Regions from separate parts of the Homo sapiens genome. Here region 2 is linked to region 1. A link is a contact called in ENCODE Hi-C or POLR2A ChIA-PET data. All regions are on one chromosome and are shown on one strand. The core of a region is the stretch at or near the end of the contact, and the rest is flanking DNA. Distances in the headings are between cores, read along the strand shown. Region 1 overlaps CAPRIN1 (cell cycle associated protein 1). Region 2 overlaps TRAF6 (TNF receptor associated factor 6).

What was found. A loop is a pair of places that touch in the nucleus more often than their neighbours do. ChIA-PET counts read pairs that join two places held with the same protein, here RNA polymerase II (POLR2A).
Region 2: a map of transverse colon shows a loop between it and region 1 (13-fold over the local background). The contact joins two enhancer-like sites. A Hi-C loop is called at or near these places in 1 of 168 maps with a recorded cell type or tissue (transverse colon). POLR2A ChIA-PET finds 5 or more read pairs at or near these places in 1 of 52 experiments (naive thymus-derived CD4-positive, alpha-beta T cell).

Annotation. Positions count from the first base shown.
Region 1 is chr11:34,085,544-34,088,589 of GRCh38, reverse strand. It overlaps CAPRIN1 (cell cycle associated protein 1), which reads right to left. Exons shown (of 19, transcript NM_005898.5): 10 at 2,371-2,526; 11 at 2,177-2,285. Among named protein-coding and RNA genes, the nearest start is that of NAT10, 19 kb to the left of the region's middle. Within about 2 kb of position 1,494, at least 3 of the 41 ENCODE cell types and tissues checked have a DNase peak (open chromatin) inside an H3K27ac peak, as active enhancers do.
Region 2 is chr11:36,486,044-36,489,089 of GRCh38, reverse strand. It overlaps TRAF6 (TNF receptor associated factor 6), which reads left to right. Exons shown (of 7, transcript NM_004620.4): 7 at 1-3,046. Among named protein-coding and RNA genes, the nearest start is that of TRAF6, 23 kb to the left of the region's middle. Within about 2 kb of position 1,434, at least 4 of the 41 ENCODE cell types and tissues checked have a DNase peak (open chromatin) inside an H3K27ac peak, as active enhancers do.

The DNA of each region.
Region 1 (3,046 bases), core at 245-2,744:
AAATCCTCCCACCTTGGCTTCTTGAGTAGCTGGGACTATAGATGCATGCCACCCTGCCAAGCTAACTTTTTTATTTGACTAATTTTTAATTTTTTTGTAGAGGCGAGGTCTATGTTGCTCAGGCTGGTCTCAAACTCCTGGGCTCAAGTGATCCTCCCTCCTCAGCCTCCCAAAGCACTGAGATTACAGGCATGAGCTACCATACCCGGCTCAATATATGTTAACATAACCAACTTTCAATTTCAAGTGTTTCTAGAGAAAAAGAAAATTTAAAATATGTACTTTTCGGCCAGGCACAGTGGCTCATGCTTGTAATCCCAGCACTTTGGGAGGCCGAGGCGGGTGGATCACGAGGTCAAGAGATTGACACCATCCTGGCCAACATGGTGAAACCCCATCTCTACTTAAAATACAAAAATTAGCTGGGTGTAGTGTGGTGTGTGCCTGTACTTTCAGCTACTGGGGAGGCTGAGGCAGGAGAATCCCTTGAACCCGGGAGGCAGGGGTTGCAGCGTGCCGAGCCAAGAATGCGCCACTGCACTCCAGCCTGGCGATAGAGCGAGACTGCGTCTCTAAATAAACAAATAAATAATATATACTTTTTAACAGCCTATATTCAACTCAGCATGCATCTTCTTAACAATTCCCATCACTCTCTCACCTCCCTTCCCAACAATGATTAAACAGATAATCAAAACGACGATCTTTGGTTAGTCATTTAGAAAGTACCCATTTTCACTGGAGAGTCTAATGGACTCAGCATTATGTAAATAACTAAATAGCCTTACAGGTTTTATCAGTGCTATGTATACTGACTTTCACACAACTCCCCAGCTGAGAAAACGACTTACTCTCTTCCTTTGGTAGAGCTCAGAAAATGAACACTAAAAACCATGATTGCTCTCTTGTAGGTGTCACCTTTGATCTGTTTTCTAAAACTCTTGATAGAAATGTGAGAGCCGGGCGCGGTGGCTCACGCCTGTAATCCCAGCACTTTGGGAGGCCGAGGCGGGCGGATCACGAGGTCAGGAGATCGAGACCATCCCGGCTAAAACAGTGAAACCCCGTCTCTACTAAAAATACAAAAAATTAGCCGGGTGTAGTGGCGGGCGCCTGTAGTCCCAGCTACTTGGGAGGCTGAGGCAGGAGAATGGCGTGAACCCGGGAGGCGGAGCTTGCAGTGAGCCGAGATTGCGCCACTGCACTCCAGCCTGGGCGACAGAGCGAGACTCCGTCTCAAAAAAAAAAAAAAAAAAAAAATGTGAGAGATATGAGCTCCCTTTACTTCAGAAAAATCCTAACTACCTTACACCAAATTAACTGTCATTAAACATACTTTTACTCAGCAATTTATTTTATGATATTTAACATCATGCAACATTAAATAGGTTATTTTATTTAGTTCCACTTTTGTGCAACTAAAACTGATGTGTTCTGGGAAAAACCAAGATGACTCACAATCACTAATAGTCCTGGAGAGAAGGTCCACTTAACCCAATGGAAGGCACCAACTGTATTTAGTGCTACTACTTCAAATAATGGTGTAAGTCCAGAAAGAGTCTGAAACTGTCTTGTGGTTTCTCTCTTCCCTTTGCCTCTTACATATTCCCTTACCCACTTCATTGCTGTGTATTTTTTTAAGGTAATAAAATCCAGAAATTCTCCTAGAAAGCTAAAAGCATTCAAAAAAAGGCACCTCTATTATTTTTACTCCTAGATTAATTTTGAAATTTTAAAAGCCAAGCAAAATTTCACTTGTTAAAGTTACAAAAACAGACAAAACTGGTCTATTACAGTTACAAGTACGGAAGTGGTTGCTATCGCTAGGGGTGAGGGTAACTAGTGATTGAAAGGAAACAACGTAGGTTTCTGGGGTACTGGTAATGTTTCATTTCTTAATCTAGCTGCAGGTGTTTTCAGTTTATAAAAACTCATTAAACTTGCGTATATTTTTCTATATCTACATGCCAATGAAAAGTTTAAAAATAAACAGTTATAAACTACATTTTTAATTCAAATCATAGGAACAATAACATTCTTTCTATCAAATTAAAAGACCTAAGAGTCAAAATTAAACAGTCATTAAAATAAACAAAATTTATTTTCACAATCTTTTTAAAACCTGAAAGTACTGGCCTTATATTTCTCTCTCACATAAAAATGTACCACTACTAACCTGGAGGGCAAACCAGCTGGGGCATGTCCATGTTTTGTGTTGGATTCATAGGCTGTGCAGATACAATGGCAGGATCAAGTGTCTGATTTTCAAAATCCAGCATTGAATCCTACAGGTTAAGTTAGGATAGAATAAAGTCAAATAATATAAACACTTAAACTTTCTGTTACAGAGTCTGACTAAAATGAACATACCTGTATGAAATTATAGGGACCCTGCATTTGTGCCATAAGGTCTTGTACTCGCTGTCTTCTCACAAGGGGATCTGCCTGAGCCACTGGAGTCAAAGAGTGGGGCTCTGGTACTGAAGGGGATGCAGCCTGAGGTTGCTGCTGGAGTGAATTTACCACCTAAGGTAGAAAAAAAAGGATTAGAAGGAATAGGAGAGCAAAAAAGCTCCACTCACTACCACCATGATGGGTCCCCCACACTACATAAACCATCTATACTATAAACAGAACGGGCTTTAATGCAGTTACCCAAATGAATTACATTTATGCCAAATTTAACATTCTGAAAAATGTCATCACTTCTACAGTGTTTCAGTTCCATAAGACCACTATGTAGCATTTCATGTTGATTTACTTATTTATTTATTTTTTTTTCTTTCGAGACGGAATCTAGCTCTGTAACCCAGGCTGGACAGCAGTGGCGGGATCTCGACTCACTGCAACATCCATCTCCCGGGTTCAAGCAATTCTCCTGCCTCAGCCTCTCAGGTAGCTGGGATTACAGGCACCCATCAACACACCCGGCTAATTTTTGTATTTTTAGCGGAGACAGGGTTTCACACCATATTGGCCAGGCTGGTCTTGAACTCCTGACCTTGTGACCCACCCGCCTTGGCATCCCAAGTGCTGGGAATACAGG
Region 2 (3,046 bases), core at 185-2,684, 2.4 Mb before region 1:
CCAACTGCTCATTGTTATGCTATGTAACCCTTTTTGTCTATTCAGTGCAGAGTGAATTTCACAGCTCTGCATATGTCTTCATTTGTTTAATGCTTACAAGACAGGAGATGCACACATACAATCAGCAACATAAAAATTAAAAGTGACCCAAGTAGTCAGCGCATGTGGCATCTCATTGGTGGTGACAGAAGCTATGTGAGCCAGAAGTTTTCAGCTCTTTTGAATACCCTCTGGTTTATTTCGATTAAAAAGAACAAAATTGATTTCCTAAAATCAGAATTTTTTAAAACTTGGGAGATGATTGGAGATACCTAGGAGGTCACCAAACTAGGATTAGAAGTCACAGTGGTTGTATCACAACTTAGCTTGAGTATGTTGCTGTAGCCTAACAACTGCAGGTTCTGAGAAGGATCCTGTAGAATCCTGGAAGTAACCAGATTTTCCTAATAGGGAGATGATTTTTTTGTGTGCCATCATGTATTTGTTAAAGGCCTATATATAGATATAAAATATCGTGGAATCTAGTTCTCAGGGAGACCCGCAACTAGTATAAGCTTATAAAGGATCTAAAGATCCATCCACCATTTAAAGTTGTCTGGTAATGAGAGATGACATTGTATCCCCCAGAGAGGCCAAATCAGAGTCGCCAGCCAGCGTTCTAGATCAGCCTTAATTTCAAGAGAAAGCCAAGGACCTCATCTGCAGGGGAGTGTGGTTTTCAGCCCCAGCGAGTGTCACTTTGAACTTTCCCTTTGCTTTTTTCTCTCTTCTCCCTCCCCACCCACCCTTAGGCTCCTGATCTGGTGAGTTTGTTATGGAGTGAAAATAAAAGTCAAGCAGAGACCTTGTTTCCCGTGCCACCATTAGTACCACAAGCTCATGGCTAGTTACCACATTACTTCCTGGCAGTTTGTGTCCCTCAGCTGTGCCTTCCAACCAGCGCCTGAGAATCACTGCATACCACCCTCTAGGTAGGGAAACCTACACTGCTGCTGTTCCTGTGATTATTTTACAATGAATAAATAATTGTCAAGTTCCATTTAAAAACTGAACAGTAGTATTTTTGTATTTGCGTAGAAAAAGCCTGAAGGAAATATACTAAACTTTTTGTTGGCTTATTTTCCTTTGCGCTTGCTTATATTTTTTACATTTTCTACAATAAATGTGTACTTTTATCGGAGAAAAAAATTAAATGTTGCCACAAAACATTTAATCTCCACGCCCCCAGCTCAAAAAAGGAAATGATATTTAAAAGCTTCCTGGTCAGATTTCTATTAAAAGCACTGGCTGTGCATTAGATACAAAGAGGAGTCATTTCCTGCCTTGGTGATACTATTTTTTTCTACTAACTCAAGAGTCTTTATTAAAAAAAAAAGTTGTTTTGCCTAATTTCAGCTTTTAGCAAGCTTCCCATCTGTAAAATGATTTGGACCAGATATTTCTAGAGTCCCCTCCAGCCATAACATTCTGTCTCAAATTAAGTTCCAACCAGCAGAACAATGACAATACTTAGGAAAGTATTTTGCCAGTATAAAATGTCTTTAACTTACTCTTTGCTGACACTGATACTTTCCTCTAATTTAGTGTCTATCAGCTGGGTCACATCTTAAGTAAAATGAGCAATTTTAACCCCCAACATTTGGCATTTTGTCATAAACCAGCCAGTTATTTTATGCTGGTCATTCATCTTGACTACAAAGTAGAATAGTCAAGCTGTCATTCCAAATAGAAAACTTTTTACTTCAATCAGAATTAAGCCTTAACCTGGAAAGTTGGTTTCTTCCTTACATTTTCCCAATCTCCTACTCTATTCTTAAACATGCTAGTTTCACTCAGTTGGGTATACAAGCCTTTGGGCTTTATGTTGTATGTTACTAACCACCTTTTACCATATTTATCTTTTGGCATCATTCTGGGACATTGCTAAATTAAAAAAGAAATTGTTTCCACTTTTTTCTGGAGATGTTCAACTAAAGGTTGTTTTGTTTTGTTTTTTGTTTTGAGACAGTCTCACCCTGACGCTCAGGCTGGAGTGCAGTGGTGCAACCTCGGCTCACTGCAACCTCCACCTCCCGGGCTCAAGCCATTCTCCTGCCTCAGCCTCCCAAGCAGCTGGGATTACAGGCACCCGCCACCACGCCCAGCTAATTTTTTTGTATTTTGAGTAGAGACCGGGTTTCACCATATTGGCCAGTCTCGTCTGGAACTCCTGACCTCAGATGATCCGCCCGCCTCAGCCTCCCAAAGTGCTGGGATTACAGGCATGAGCCACCACGCCCAGCGTCCAACCCACTGTTGGATGAAACTTGCTGCACGTCATACATTTTGCTGTTGGCAAACAAGTCTGAATGTTGATTTGAAGTTTGGTAGTTTATTACTATCTATTGGCAGCAAAGACTGTTTATTGGTATACTACAATATGATTTAACTTTTATTTTGGGGATAAATAGTAGAAAAAAGTGAAACAGAATGAAGGCAGGTGTTTTTTATTCTAATGATGGAATAATACAGAGATACTGGACGATCTCTAGCAGTTAATTATTGTGACCCATATAAAATTATACAGGTCACAGTATAATTCTCTATTACCGTTTTTACACCAGTAAGTCTTAGATAAACTAAGCATGCTTATGAATTATGTATACAGTTAGAATGCATTATTTTTACAGAGGAACAATTGCTTGTATGTACTAACACTGTTCTCTTGGCTTGCCTCAAGTTCTACTCATTATTTTATATAAAATACTATTAGGCTGGGCACGGTGGCTCACGCCTATAATCCCAGCACTTTGGGAGGTGGAGGCTGGCGGATTACTTGAAGCCAGGAGTTCGAGACCAGCCTGGCCAAAATGGTGAAACCCCATCTCTATAAAAATACAAAAATTAGCCAGGTGTCATGATACATGCCTGTAATCCCAGCTTCTTGGGAGGCTGAGGCACGGGAATCGCTTGAACCCGGGAAGCACAGGTTGCAGTGAGCCAAGATCATGCCACTGCACCCCCAGCCTGGGTGACAGAGTGCAACACTGTCTCACAAAACAAAACA